Regions from separate parts of the Homo sapiens genome. Here region 2 is linked to region 1. A link is a contact called in ENCODE Hi-C or POLR2A ChIA-PET data. All regions are on one chromosome and are shown on one strand. Each heading gives the region's core, a stretch centred on a gene start or an enhancer-like site at or near the end of the contact. The rest is flanking DNA. Distances are from core to core; before and after follow the strand shown. Region 1 holds the start of EML6 (EMAP like 6). Region 2 has its middle 47 kb from the start of RTN4.

Region 1 (6,053 bases), core at 992-3,491:
GCTGGTAGGATTTTGTGATCCAGCAGCTGCCAGCCTTTAATAACCTCAATGATGCTGTGGAAGCATCCATTTAGTGTATAAATATGCTTTGGGCATTAAAACACTGCCAAGTGAAATATTAGAGAACAAACTCCCCACCCACTGCAGAAATTTCCCAGGTCCAAAGCATCTGAGATGAAGATTCCAAATTACCAGTAGTAAAATTTCTTTTAGATCTTTTTTAATCCTCTTGCTTACTGAGAAACCCACTGAGGAGCCTCCCAAAGATGATGCCCACACTTCAGGTTATTGGTCCTACCGTGCACCTGGTTAGGGAAGGAAGAAGTGTTTCATAGTTACCCAGGCTCCTTCCACTTGTAGCAGGAAAGAACAGCAAGAAAGCATCAGAACACTCAACTCCTTGGAGATTTAAAAGCCAGAATTCCGGAGGGATACAGCGAAAAGACATCTCTCCCTCCTCACCTACACTCCCCACACTGTTTCTGCCCTGGCCCTAGAATCAGCAGCCCTTCAGTAATTCCATGCGGCTCCAGAGAGAATCCTCTATTCCACGGGGCTCCCGGATCCGACCCCAGGTCAACCGCTTCCCACCTTCCCAGCCTCCACACGCAACCCCTCCCCGCCGCCCCTGGCCACCCCCTTACCTGATAATGTCGTCGTTGTGTCCCAGGAAGAATTTTTGGCTGTGCTCGCGGGTGTTGTAAACCACCCCGACCCCAGCCACAAAGTAGACCACCTCCTTGCCTGCCGTGTAGTACAGGTTGTTGCGGCACTGGTGACCCCGGTACCCGTACACCCACTCCAGCCGGAGCTGGCAGCGGGGCGCCGTCCGATCCGCCATGATAAGCCGACCCCGCGCGCCCCCCGCCCCCCCGCGCGCCGGGGCCGTCCTCGCCGAGGCTGGGGCTGCGGCGGACCTGCAGGGGCTCAGCGCGCGGCGCAGGGCGCTGATTTCCGCGGCGACACACAGGCACAGCCCAGCGGGCCGGCCGCCACCATCATCCGCTGCAGCCGCCGCAGACAAGCCGCCGCCGCCGGTGTGCGGCCGCCAGACCCCGCCGGGCGCCGGGCTCCCTCTACCCGGGCAAGGCGGCTCTGGGGGCGCCGGCACCGGCGCGCGCGCCTCACTGCACCTGCGGGCTCCGGCCCCCGGGAGAGGCTCTCGGGGGGGCCACCCCGCCTTTTACATCAGGAATCTGCATATCCCAACAGCGATCACCCAGTTCGCTCACTGAAGTTTGCGGTGCGCCGGGGCTTCGCGGCAGGCGGCGGGATTTATTCTGCGATAGCCTTGATTTGACAGGCAACCCGGGTGAGCTCTGCCATCGCCGTCTTTGGATCCGAAATTGACAGTCTATATCCAGGAAGCGAGAGCGAGGAAGAAAGAAACAGATTTTTCGCATAAGTCACCCAATCCAAGAAAATTATCCCCAAACTAAACCAAGTTGGGTATTTTTAAAAATTGTCCCCTACTCCCGCTTTCTCTCTCCAGTTCCATCTCCTTAATGATATGAAATATGCGTAAATGCTGCTGCCTGGCAGTTGCTGATGCGATTTGAAGGAACGCTTGCTGTTTCCCTAATAAGCGAGGGCGAATATGCAATGGTCATTTTTTAGATGCTCCAATTAGTTTTCATGTGTGTGTTTAATAATCATATCCTCCGTGAACCTTCTCTTCACCGAGAAAGCCATAAAGAACTTAGCAGCTCTCATTGATCAGCAACTCCAATCCGCATCATGAAAGATTGTCTTACTCGGAAGAAACGAGGCACTAGTGCAGTCGGAGGGAGTGCGCTACCTACAAACGCTCCTGGTCGAGGAGAAATCAAATAACAAGTGGCAAAAATCGTGTACTTCTCCCCAGAAACCTCTGCGCTAAACACCGGGTCCCACGGAATCCCGGGTCCTGCCCTGAGCCCAGCGTGGAGAGGGGTCGCCCGAGGGACCCGGGGGACAGCAACCCCCCACAGACGCACACGTCCCGGGGGTCGGCGCGCTGCGCGAGGGATGCCCGCCCTCAGGACTGTTCGGCCCGCGCGCACTGCCGCCCTGGCGGCGCCCTGCACTCCTCCCACTCTCGAACCAGCCTCGCCCGCGGAGCATCCGCGCGCTCTCTGCCTCTAACCTCTGCTGCCAGCGGACGCCACCGGCGCGTCCCGGATCCCGCGCGGGCGAGCGAGCGAAATCCTCTGCCTGCCCTCCCCTCCCCGCCTCCCGCACCCGGGGATGGACTTCGTCACTGGGGCGCCGCGGGAGACAGGTTCTTCCTCCAGCCGGGGCTCCGGGGGCGGGGCCACAACGCCGCGCTAGTGAACCTCAGCTGCCGGTTACTAGGCGAGATCTCGCCGCTTGGAAACAGCGACGCCCCGGAGGACTGGGGCCGCCCCCTCCCTCTGCCTGTCCCTGTGGCCTCTTCCCCCGACGCATCCTGGGAAGTGTAGTCCTCTCTGCGCCGGTTAGGGCGGACAGCGCGCGGAAGGGACCACAAGTCCCAGGATTCCGCGCGCCCAGAGGGAGTCGCAGCGAGACCTGTACCGGCGTCAGCGGAGCCTGCGGCTCTCGGGGTGAGGAGATCCCGGCTCACCAAGGACGATTGCCTGCCCACGCGGGCGTTCCCTTGTGACTGAGGCGGGAGCTGGCGTGCGTGGGTCTCTGTAGAGAAAAGCGGTGGAGTTGGAATGGAGACGGTCTCCCAGCCCACCACTGGAATTTCTCCTTCATCGGTCTCTGAGTGTTGCTGTAACCGACATCCTCACCATGCTGTAACTGACTCAAGCTTAAGTTTGTTTCCTACTTAAGTTTTCCTTTTCATTCACATGGATTTTAATTTGTTAAAGTGCAGTTCTGCCAAGTTTAAGAAAAATGCTGGGAATGTGAGCTCACTTCTGCCCTAAGAACCAGCGTCTTCCCATGACCTGCGTCCTAAATTAGAGGACTTGGGTATTTACAGATAACCGGAGGTTGGAAGCAGGAAGGTGCTCACGCCATGAACAGCTAACCTTGGCCTTCAAACGCAGAAGCTGGTGGCATTTCTCCTAAAACTGCCCGAGATGAACTATGAATCCACTGTGTTCTCAAGTAGCCTATTTCCAATTTAGGGCCATAGCTAGTCTTTGGAAAGAGATTTCAAAATCCCAGTGACTAAGAGGCTGCAAAAGGATGATGGATTGGACGTTTGGAACGTCCTTTCCCTCCCATGCTTTCAGTGTAATCGCTTACTCAGTTCATCTCCCTCAAGTTTTAAGACAACCCTCCGACCTGGTAGGAAAGCTCGAAAGAACTGGAAGTGCCAGAGTTTGGATGATTTGTTGCTGCCCGCAGTAATGAGGATTTGAATTGGTCTCATCTTTGTTTTTAAGGAAACAGAATCAACAAATAAGTGAGATGGCACTGTGCTAGGCAACAAGAACACTGCCAAAAACAAAAACACGGCCTGAGAAAGGTTTGAGATAGAAGCAAAAATATAGTTGATCAATGATGTCGTGCCATAAAACAGTGCCAAATGAATTATATAAAGACAGTAAGTTTTTGTTGTTCTTTTTGTTTTGTTTTGTTTTGAGACAAAACAGGCCGTTGCCCAGGCTAGAATATCGTGATCTTGGCTCACTGCAACCTCCGCCTCCTGGGTTCAAACGATTATCCTGCCTCAGCCTCCTGTGTAGCTGGGATTACAGATACGCACCACCACGCCCAGCTAATTTTTGTATTTTTAGTAGAGACAGGGTTTCGCCCTGTTGGCCAGGCTGGTCTCCAACTCCCGACCTCAGGTGTTCTGCCCGCCTCGGCTTCCCAAATTGCTGGGATTACAGGCATGAGCCACTGTGCCTGGCCAGTAAGTTCTATATAAGAATTCAGAAGAGGAAGAGTTTTTCCAGATAAAATACATCAGGAAAAGTTTCATGGAGGAACTAGGAAATATAGATAGAATTGAGATAAGTAAAGATAAATTGAAAGAGCGTTCTACATGCGTTTAGGGAATAAACAAAAGTGTAGATGCAGAAAAGTGGATTTAGAGAACACTAAAGAGAATACCCAGTTTGGTGCAAGGGAGAATTCATATAAGATCAAGAGGACACATGAAAGGTTAGATTGTAGATGGAGCTCAGCATAGGGGTTTGCGCTGTATCCTTAAAATAATGGAGTCATTGATTTTTTGAATAAAAATAAGGGAATAGCAATGAAAGCAGTAATCAAAGCATGAGGTATTAGAAGTCTGGGGTAGTGCTTGAGGCTGCGTTAGAGATAGTGGCAGTGGTCTAGAAAGGAAGAGACACTTTCCAGAGAAAATGTACAAATGTATTGAAAAGAAGTCTCTTAAATAGAAATGGATGGAACATATTCATTTCCTAAATTATCTTTAGTATAACTAATGACCCCCATGCTGTACCAGACTGTTAAATGAGTTGGAGGAGTAAGTCTGAGTCAGCCACTTACAATTGTAACCTTAGGCAAATCACTAAATCCTCTGATCTTTACTCTCCTCATTTAATAAAGTATAGCAGTACTCACCCCACAGGATAATTGTAAGAATGAAACAAAGTAATACATACGTGAAAAGTTAATTTGTAAAGCATTAGATAAATGTTAATTATTACTATATGGCAGTAGATAGTAACCTCTACTTGAAAGTGTCAAATAAGACTGGTAGTGTCCTTTGGAAATAAGCAGTATTAAAAAGCATGAGTAAAACTCATAATATAATAACATTATGTTGTTGTAATGAATAGCAGTTACTATGTTCCAGGCACTATAAATGGTGCTTTACGTGTATCAGATAATTTGATCTTCACCCCAGTAATAATCCTATGAAGTAGTTACTGTTATTTCCTCATTTTACAGATGAAGAAATGAAGGTAAGGAAAGTTTAAGTAACTTGCCCAGGAATGCACAAAATAGTGACAAAGCCTGGATTTGAACTCAGGCAGTCTGACTCCAGACGCTGCTCTTAAATGCTAAGAATGATGAAAGAAATTGTTTAGATGGTAGAGTAAGTTCACCTGTAAATGAAACCCAAAATAGCCATGATTTAAACTTGATAGAATTTTATTTCTCACAAAAACCTGGAGGTAGTACAGGCCTAGAATGATGGCTCTGCTTAAAGGAATCCTTGAGTACTCAGGCTACTGGCAGCATGCCAGCATTCTGCTCTGCTGTCCCTAGACCTCATGGTCCAAGATGTAGTACTAGCCATCAAACGTACATTTCAAGTACATTTCAAAGAAGAGAAGGGTCATGGGGCACATCCTGGCTGCCTTTAAAAGGAAGATGCTCAAAAGCTACCCTAGGCCAGGCACAGTGCCTCACACCTGTAATCCCAACACTTTGGGAGGCCAAGGCGGGAGGACTGCTTGAGCCCAGGAGTACTAGACCAGGCTGGGCTTTGGTGACACTCCTTCTCTACAAAAACTACAAAAATAGCTGGGTGTAGTGGCACAGGCCTGTAGTCCCAGCTACTCAGGAGGCTGAGGTGGAAGGAATTGCTTAAGCCCAGGAGATTGAGGCTGCAGTGAGCTGTTACCACGCCATTAGACTATAGCCTGGGCAACAGAGTGAGATCTCAAAATAAAAAAGAAAAAGCTACCCCAAGTCTTTTCTGTTTATATGCTATTGGTCTGAACTTAGTTATGTAGGCATACCTAGCTGCAAGGAGATTTAGGAACTAGTTTTTATTCTGGGCAACCATGTACCTAACTAAAAATAGAGGATTCTTAAACTGTGGGAAAAAAATAAATGGCACTTTACATCCCTTATCTCTCTAAATCCTTACAACAACCCTATGAGTAGATAACTTCATTTTAATGTGAGGAAACTGAGACCCAGAAAATAAGTAATTTAACCAAGATTATTCAATAAGTGGCAGAACCAGAATCAAATTTAGGTCTGTCCAACTACAGAACCAGTGTTATTAACCACTACTCCCATACCTCCCAACCCAAGACATAGATCCATTTATTATTAAACGATGAGAAAGTAATACTTGAGTAAAGCAAAGTCTCAGAATTTACTTCCTGAAGTTTCCTAAATAATAAGAGGGAAAAAGATTCAACAAACAG
Region 2 (6,053 bases), core at 2,029-4,528, 370 kb before region 1:
AGAGAAAAAAGAAAGAAAAGAATAAAACAAGCAAGTAAATTTTTGTTTAAGCACAAATGAACCCTAGTGCATCCTGAGAATTTCTAGCCAGTGAGCTGTGGAAAACTTGGCATGGCTGATGCAATGATAGCACAATTATATGTCAGTAATGCAAGTATATAAAATTGCAGATAAACAAATGCCTTTGCTTTAAATAAACTTTGATTTAACTACTTTAGAGACTGTTCTTGTTAGAGCTCCGTAGGGTTTTTAGGTTTAGAGAAGATGTACCTTGAGGCTTTGTTGGGGTCTAATGGACCACCAAGGAAACAGCCCACAGGTCTGCTGCTTCCCTTTCACTGTCTTCAGTTGCAGCAGTGCTGAGATCTTAACTCCTCGAACCTGACGAAAGAATTATGGCAAATGGCTGAATAGATCAAGATTTCATAATATGAATGGGCTTCCAGACAGAACCAGCATTAAGATTTATGTGATCTGGGATATGTCTTGTAATTCTACCAGTTTGATTAGAAAGGGATCTGGAGGGCTTGGGGAATGCCACCCCAATAGCTCCCTGTGTTCAACTAGGAAAGACAAGACGAATGTGGCTTGTCCAAGCCCCCAGTGCAAAGTAAGACCTTAACTCCGTAGTGGGGTCACTCCTAGCCAGGCTTCTGCTAATTTACCCCTTTCCAGACAAGTATAAAAAGCAGAAAGTACACTGGTGCTTGGTGACCTTATGAATGCCATTTGTTTTGTTGAATTTGGATTCCTTTACAGGAAATGTTCTAATATGTGCAAGTATTGCATCATTTAAAGTAGCAGATTAGTAGGACAAATGTTGCAGATGTAACTTAGACTAGTTCTCTAAAATAAGTCAGCATGTCACTAGATATGAATAAAATGTAAGTCCATGTTGCATATCAGTTGACCCACAGTGTAAGCAGGCAACAATGATGAGGCTGGAAAGAGACTAGTAATAAGAATAATAATAGTCAATGCTTACACAGCCCTATGTGCCAGGCCCTATTCTAAGCATTTTACATGAATCGCTTCATTTAAACTTTACAGGATTCTACATATTTAGCTACTGTTATTATTCTCTTTTCACAATTGAGAAAAACTGAAGCACAGATAAGTTGGTAAACTGGCACCGTGTCACATACATAATATGTGGCAGAGTGGTGATTCAAACCCAGACAGTCTACCTCTGGCACCTGCACTTTTAGCCACTAGTATGTCTGAGAAATTCAAAAATTTAAAGTCAGTCTCTAGCCAACCCAGGTGCAAAGAGCACCCCCAAATCCCTGATTGATGTCCTGAAATACCATTTCCCATGTCAAAGAGCCAGGCTCCTTGAAGAAATGGCTGAGTCAAGGTCTAGGGCAGGAAATGAACAAGGGATCCCTGAAGCACTTTGTCATATAGGTAGTGAGGAAGCTATTGAGGACTACAGGGTCATTCTCAAAAGGACAGCAGAACCAACTTAAAGAGGCTCCCAATGGCCAAAGGTGTCACAGTTTTGACATCAGTAGGGATAATACCAGCAATAGATTGAAACATCTCAAATATGTTTAAATCTATGAGTCCATAATGATGCTCAAAAAACTGGTCATGTTTAGAAGATGATTGGGAGGCAACTCATTATTGAACTGATAACCGGTAAATAAATTCTACCATTTTTTTCTGCCTTCCTTATATGAACTGTATGCCCCAGTAACTAAATAGTGCATGAGGTGAAGTTCTTGTTTAAAGAACTAATTCAGCCACTAAACAACAAAGGAGTAATAGAGTCCCCTTTCTATGGCCTCTAAAGAACTAATAGATCTAGGCCTTAAGGAGAAGTGATTGCTAACGTAACAAGAATACAGACAACCAAACAGTACGGACCTCCTGATGGATGAAGGAAGAATACACCCATTCATGAAGAAGTCTTGCCAAAAAGGCAAATTCAAATCTTACCAAGTTTCTTGTTCCAAATGCCAATTTAGAAAATAGAGAGGACAGAGGAACATGTTGCACTACATTGGGGGAATGAAGGCAGCAAAAAACTAGACTATGAGAAACTCTACGGAACAAATGACCTGATTTCGTCAATAAATAATTCGCAAGAAAGGGGGTTCAGGGGGAAACCTATAGATTAAAAGAGATTTAAAAGGCATATTGATGAATTGCAACATGTGGACCTTATTTGGATCTTAATTTTTTAAAATTAAAAGAAATTGCATTTATGAGAAAATTGGTCATTTGAACAATGACTCGATATTGATGTTAAGAGATTATTGTTATTTTTTTGGGGTGTGATAATATTATGGTTTTAAAAAACTCTTCTCTTTTACTGATAAGATATGTTCTCTGGCATTTGCTTCAAAATAATATGCAATGGAGTTGGAAGTAAAGATAAAAGAGAATTGACCCTGCGTTGATAATTATTGAAGTTGGGTGATGGGTATTTGGAGGTTTATTATTATTCTGTTACTACATAATGGTTTTAAATTATTATAATAAAATGTTTTTAAAAATTAAGTGCCTAAGTTTTAGGTTGCATAAAGTATACACTCTTTCTGATCAAAGAAAGATATTTTTACTTTAGACACTAGGATTATAAGTCCAAATGAATGAATAATCCTTAAATCTCCACCACAAGACCACAAACATTTACTAAACACCAGCTTTGTGCTGGGTACTGGAAATCCGGACATACTTCTGCCTCTAACAGGTGAAAAAGAAAATGGGACAACACTAGCCCTAATCTAAAATGACTGGAGATGTGATAAAGGGAGTACAAAGAAATACCGTAGCACAGTGCAGAGGTTAATTCCATCTAGGATAGTAACAGCTGGGAGATGGCCTTTGATAAAATTGTGTGAGGTAGAAAAAGAGATTGGGGGAAGGGCACAGAGGAGAAAGATGAGGCTGAAGGTTGATGAGGAGGGGCGGGAGTGCTGAAGGCTTCCATATGTCATTCTTGGCCCTTCAGACTCCACCTGCTTCCTGGGGGAATTTCACTTTTCCTGCTCTTGCCTATACACTGGTGATTCAAATGATTCAGAAATCCTTATCTCCAGCCCTGACCTCTATCCTGAGTTCCAGAACAGCCTGTTCAAGTGTCAGCTCTTCATTATGGATTTCACTTCAAAGTCAACATGTTCCAAAACTGAGCTCATTATCTTTCCCAGCAACCTATTCCGTCTCTCATATTCCCAATGTTTATGAAAGTGTTCAAGATAGAATCCTTAGAGGCCTGGGTGGCGTCTGCAGCTCTACCTCTGACAGTCTGCCTCTTCGAGGCCTCCTGAAGCTGCCCCTCCTCCTTCCCCCACTGCTGTCTCCTTGGTTCAAGCTTTGCCATCTCTGGGGCAATAGCAAGTGTCTTCCAACTGCTCTTTCTGCCTCCAGTTTCTTCTTGTTTTGATCTTGTTTTCTATTATTCTCTTAGAGTACCAGTGTTCCAAAGCTTTCTTTACAAGAAGTACCTGGGGTTTGATTACAAATGCAGAATTACCAGGCTTTCCCCCCAACCCCAGAAATTCTGATTCTGAGTCTGGACTGAGGCCAAGGAATTTTTTTTTTTTTTTTTTGAGACAGAATTTCACTCTGTCATCCAGGCTGGAGTGCAGTGGCACAATCAGGGCTCATTGCAGCCCTGACCTCCTGGGCTCAAGCAATCCTCCTTTATCACAATTTAGCTCTTACTCATCTTTTGCAAATACTTCCATATTAAATTGCTTAGTGGCCATGCCTTAGTTCGTGCTGTGCCCTCTGCCTAGAACTTCTCTTGGCCTCTTGTCTGCTTGGTGAACTTTTTTCTTTATTGAAATCATTGCTCAGATATCACTATCTTAGTATAATCTCCCCTAAGTACTGGGGCCACAGTGAGGGGCTTTGGCCTAGTTGCTCCCTTTAAAATTTGTACATGCCCAAATAAATACCTCGCATCTACCTAACAACCTTGCAATTATCCATTTACAATGACTGTCACTCCAACTACACCTCATTCCTTGAGTGTAGGGAAGCCTTTCTTCGTATTTTTTGTATTCCTGGGCCCAGAAAGCTGCCTGGCACAGGACAGAAGCTTAATAAACAGTAACTGCTGCAGCATGACAGAATGAGCAGAGGGTGTGGTGGAGTGCTAGCATGGCACCCAGATCTCAGGGCAGGAGCCAAAACTGGAAAGTAGCTTGCGTTCAGATTGAGAAAAAGACCCCAAAGCAACACTGAAAACCTTGGACCTTAACTTCCAACTAAGACAAAAGTTTTATTCCTAAGTGGGATTATTTAGCCAGAGAAAGGCTATGATTAGAGCTTTGATAACGTGGTGCAGGATGCTGAGAACAGTCTGGGAACTTAGACTTGAGACTGTGGAGATAATGCTGATGAGGAGTGGGTTCTGGGAGAGAACCTTGAGAGATATATTAGATGAGGCCTGATGAATGATAGATTCCAGGGATGGGAGAATGAGGAATCAAAAATCACTTGGAAGCTCAGCCAAGAGATCAAGGTCAGCATCAGCAGTGATAAGTCCTGGTGGTAGCATGCACTCTTTTTTTTTTTTTGAGGCAGAGTTTTGCTCTTGTTGCCCAGGCTGGAGTGCAATGGTGTGATATTGGCTCACAGCAACCTCCGCCTCCCGGGTTCAAGCGATTCTCCTGCCTCAGCCTCCTGAGTACCTGGGATTACAGGCATGCGCCACCACGCCCAGCTAATTTTGTATTTTTAGTAGAGACGGGGTTTCTCCATGTTGGTTAGGTTGGGCTTGAACTCCCGTCCTCAGGTAATCCACCCGCCTCGGCCTCCCAAAGTGCTAGGAACAGGCGTGAGCCACCATACCCGGCCCAGCATGCGCTCTTATATGGTGGGATGAAAATGGTACTTTACCTCTGTAGTCTCTCTCCCAATAACCCATAACCACTGTCCCATTAGGAGAAAAGCATCAGATAAATCCCAAGTGAGGGACATTCTACAAATTGCCTGATCAGTCCCTGCTCAAAACTGTCAAAGGTAGCAAAAACAGGGAAAGTCTAGGAAACTGTTAGAGCCAAAAGTAGCCTAAGAAAGCATGACTAAATGCAATGTGGTATCCTGGATGGGATCCTAACAGGAAAAGGGCATTTGAAATCTGCATAGAGCTTGGGCAACATAGTGAGATCCCCATCTCTACAAAAAAAATTTAAAAATTAGCCAGGTGTGGTGGCGAGTGCCTATAGTCCCAGCTATTTAGGGGAGTCAGGGGCAGGGAGATAGGGAGTGCCGAGGTGGGAGGACCACTTGACCCTGGGAGGTCAAGGCTACAGTGAGCCCTCATTAAGCCACTTATACTCCAGCCTGGGCAGCAAAGTAAGACAGGGTTTCACTGAAAGAAAAGAAAAAAATCTGAATAGTGTGGACTTCAATTAATAATGTATCAACATTGGTTGGTTCATCAATTATAACAAATGGACCTCACAAATATAAGATGTTAATTTTTAAAATTATTTTACAAAAATTAATTGAAGGTAGATGATGATGTGATTAACCTCATAATAATATTTGGGTTTTTTTGTCTGTGTTTTTTTTTTTGAGACAGGATCTCACTCTGTCGCCCAGACTAGAGTGCAGTGGCACGATCTCGGCTCACTGCAATTTCCGCCTGCCAGGTTCAAGCGATTCTCCTGCCTCAGCCTCCCAAGTAGCCAGGATTACAGGCACATGCCTCTACTGCCCAGCTGATTTTTGTATTTTAAGTACAGACGGGGTTTCACCATTTTGGCCAGGCTGATCTCGAACTCCTGAAGTCAGGTGATCCACCTGCCTCGGCCTTCCAAGTGCTGCGATTACAGGTGTGAGCCACCGCGCCCAGCCTTATTATGGTATTTGGATATTGCATGTTGTGTGGATGGAGTATGGCGATAATACGGGAAATACAAGAGGAGGACTTGTGTGGAGTAGGAGGTCACTCGGAAACCATGGTTATTTCATTGGTATTCAAAATCTGAAGTTTCTTATATGAATTTCTTGCTGTGCATCTCTTGCTTTCACTTTTGGGTATTAACACTCAAGCCTGTCTCAAGTCCACTTCATTCTTTGCTTGACCT

Evidence for each region. Hi-C counts contacts between places; a loop is a spot of excess contacts on that map. ChIA-PET counts read pairs that join two places held with the same protein, here RNA polymerase II (POLR2A).
Region 2: a map of breast epithelium shows a loop between it and region 1 (13-fold over the local background). The contact joins the enhancer-like site here to the promoter of EML6 in region 1. A Hi-C loop is called at or near these places in 1 of 168 maps with a recorded cell type or tissue (breast epithelium). POLR2A ChIA-PET finds 5 or more read pairs at or near these places in 1 of 52 experiments (AG04449).

What each region holds. Positions count from the first base shown.
Region 1 is chr2:54,719,850-54,725,902 of GRCh38, reverse strand. EML6 (EMAP like 6) reads right to left here and starts at 2,241. Exons shown (of 42, transcript NM_001039753.4): 1 at 2,126-2,241; 2 at 645-1,354. The coding sequence starts at 841. RefSeq lists silencers at 1,038-1,187, 1,859-2,348 and an enhancer at 2,489-2,708.
Region 2 is chr2:55,094,809-55,100,861 of GRCh38, reverse strand. It overlaps a transcript of RTN4 not described here. Among named protein-coding and RNA genes, the nearest start is that of RTN4, 47 kb to the right of the region's middle. Within about 2 kb of position 3,278, at least 12 of the 41 ENCODE cell types and tissues checked have a DNase peak (open chromatin) inside an H3K27ac peak, as active enhancers do.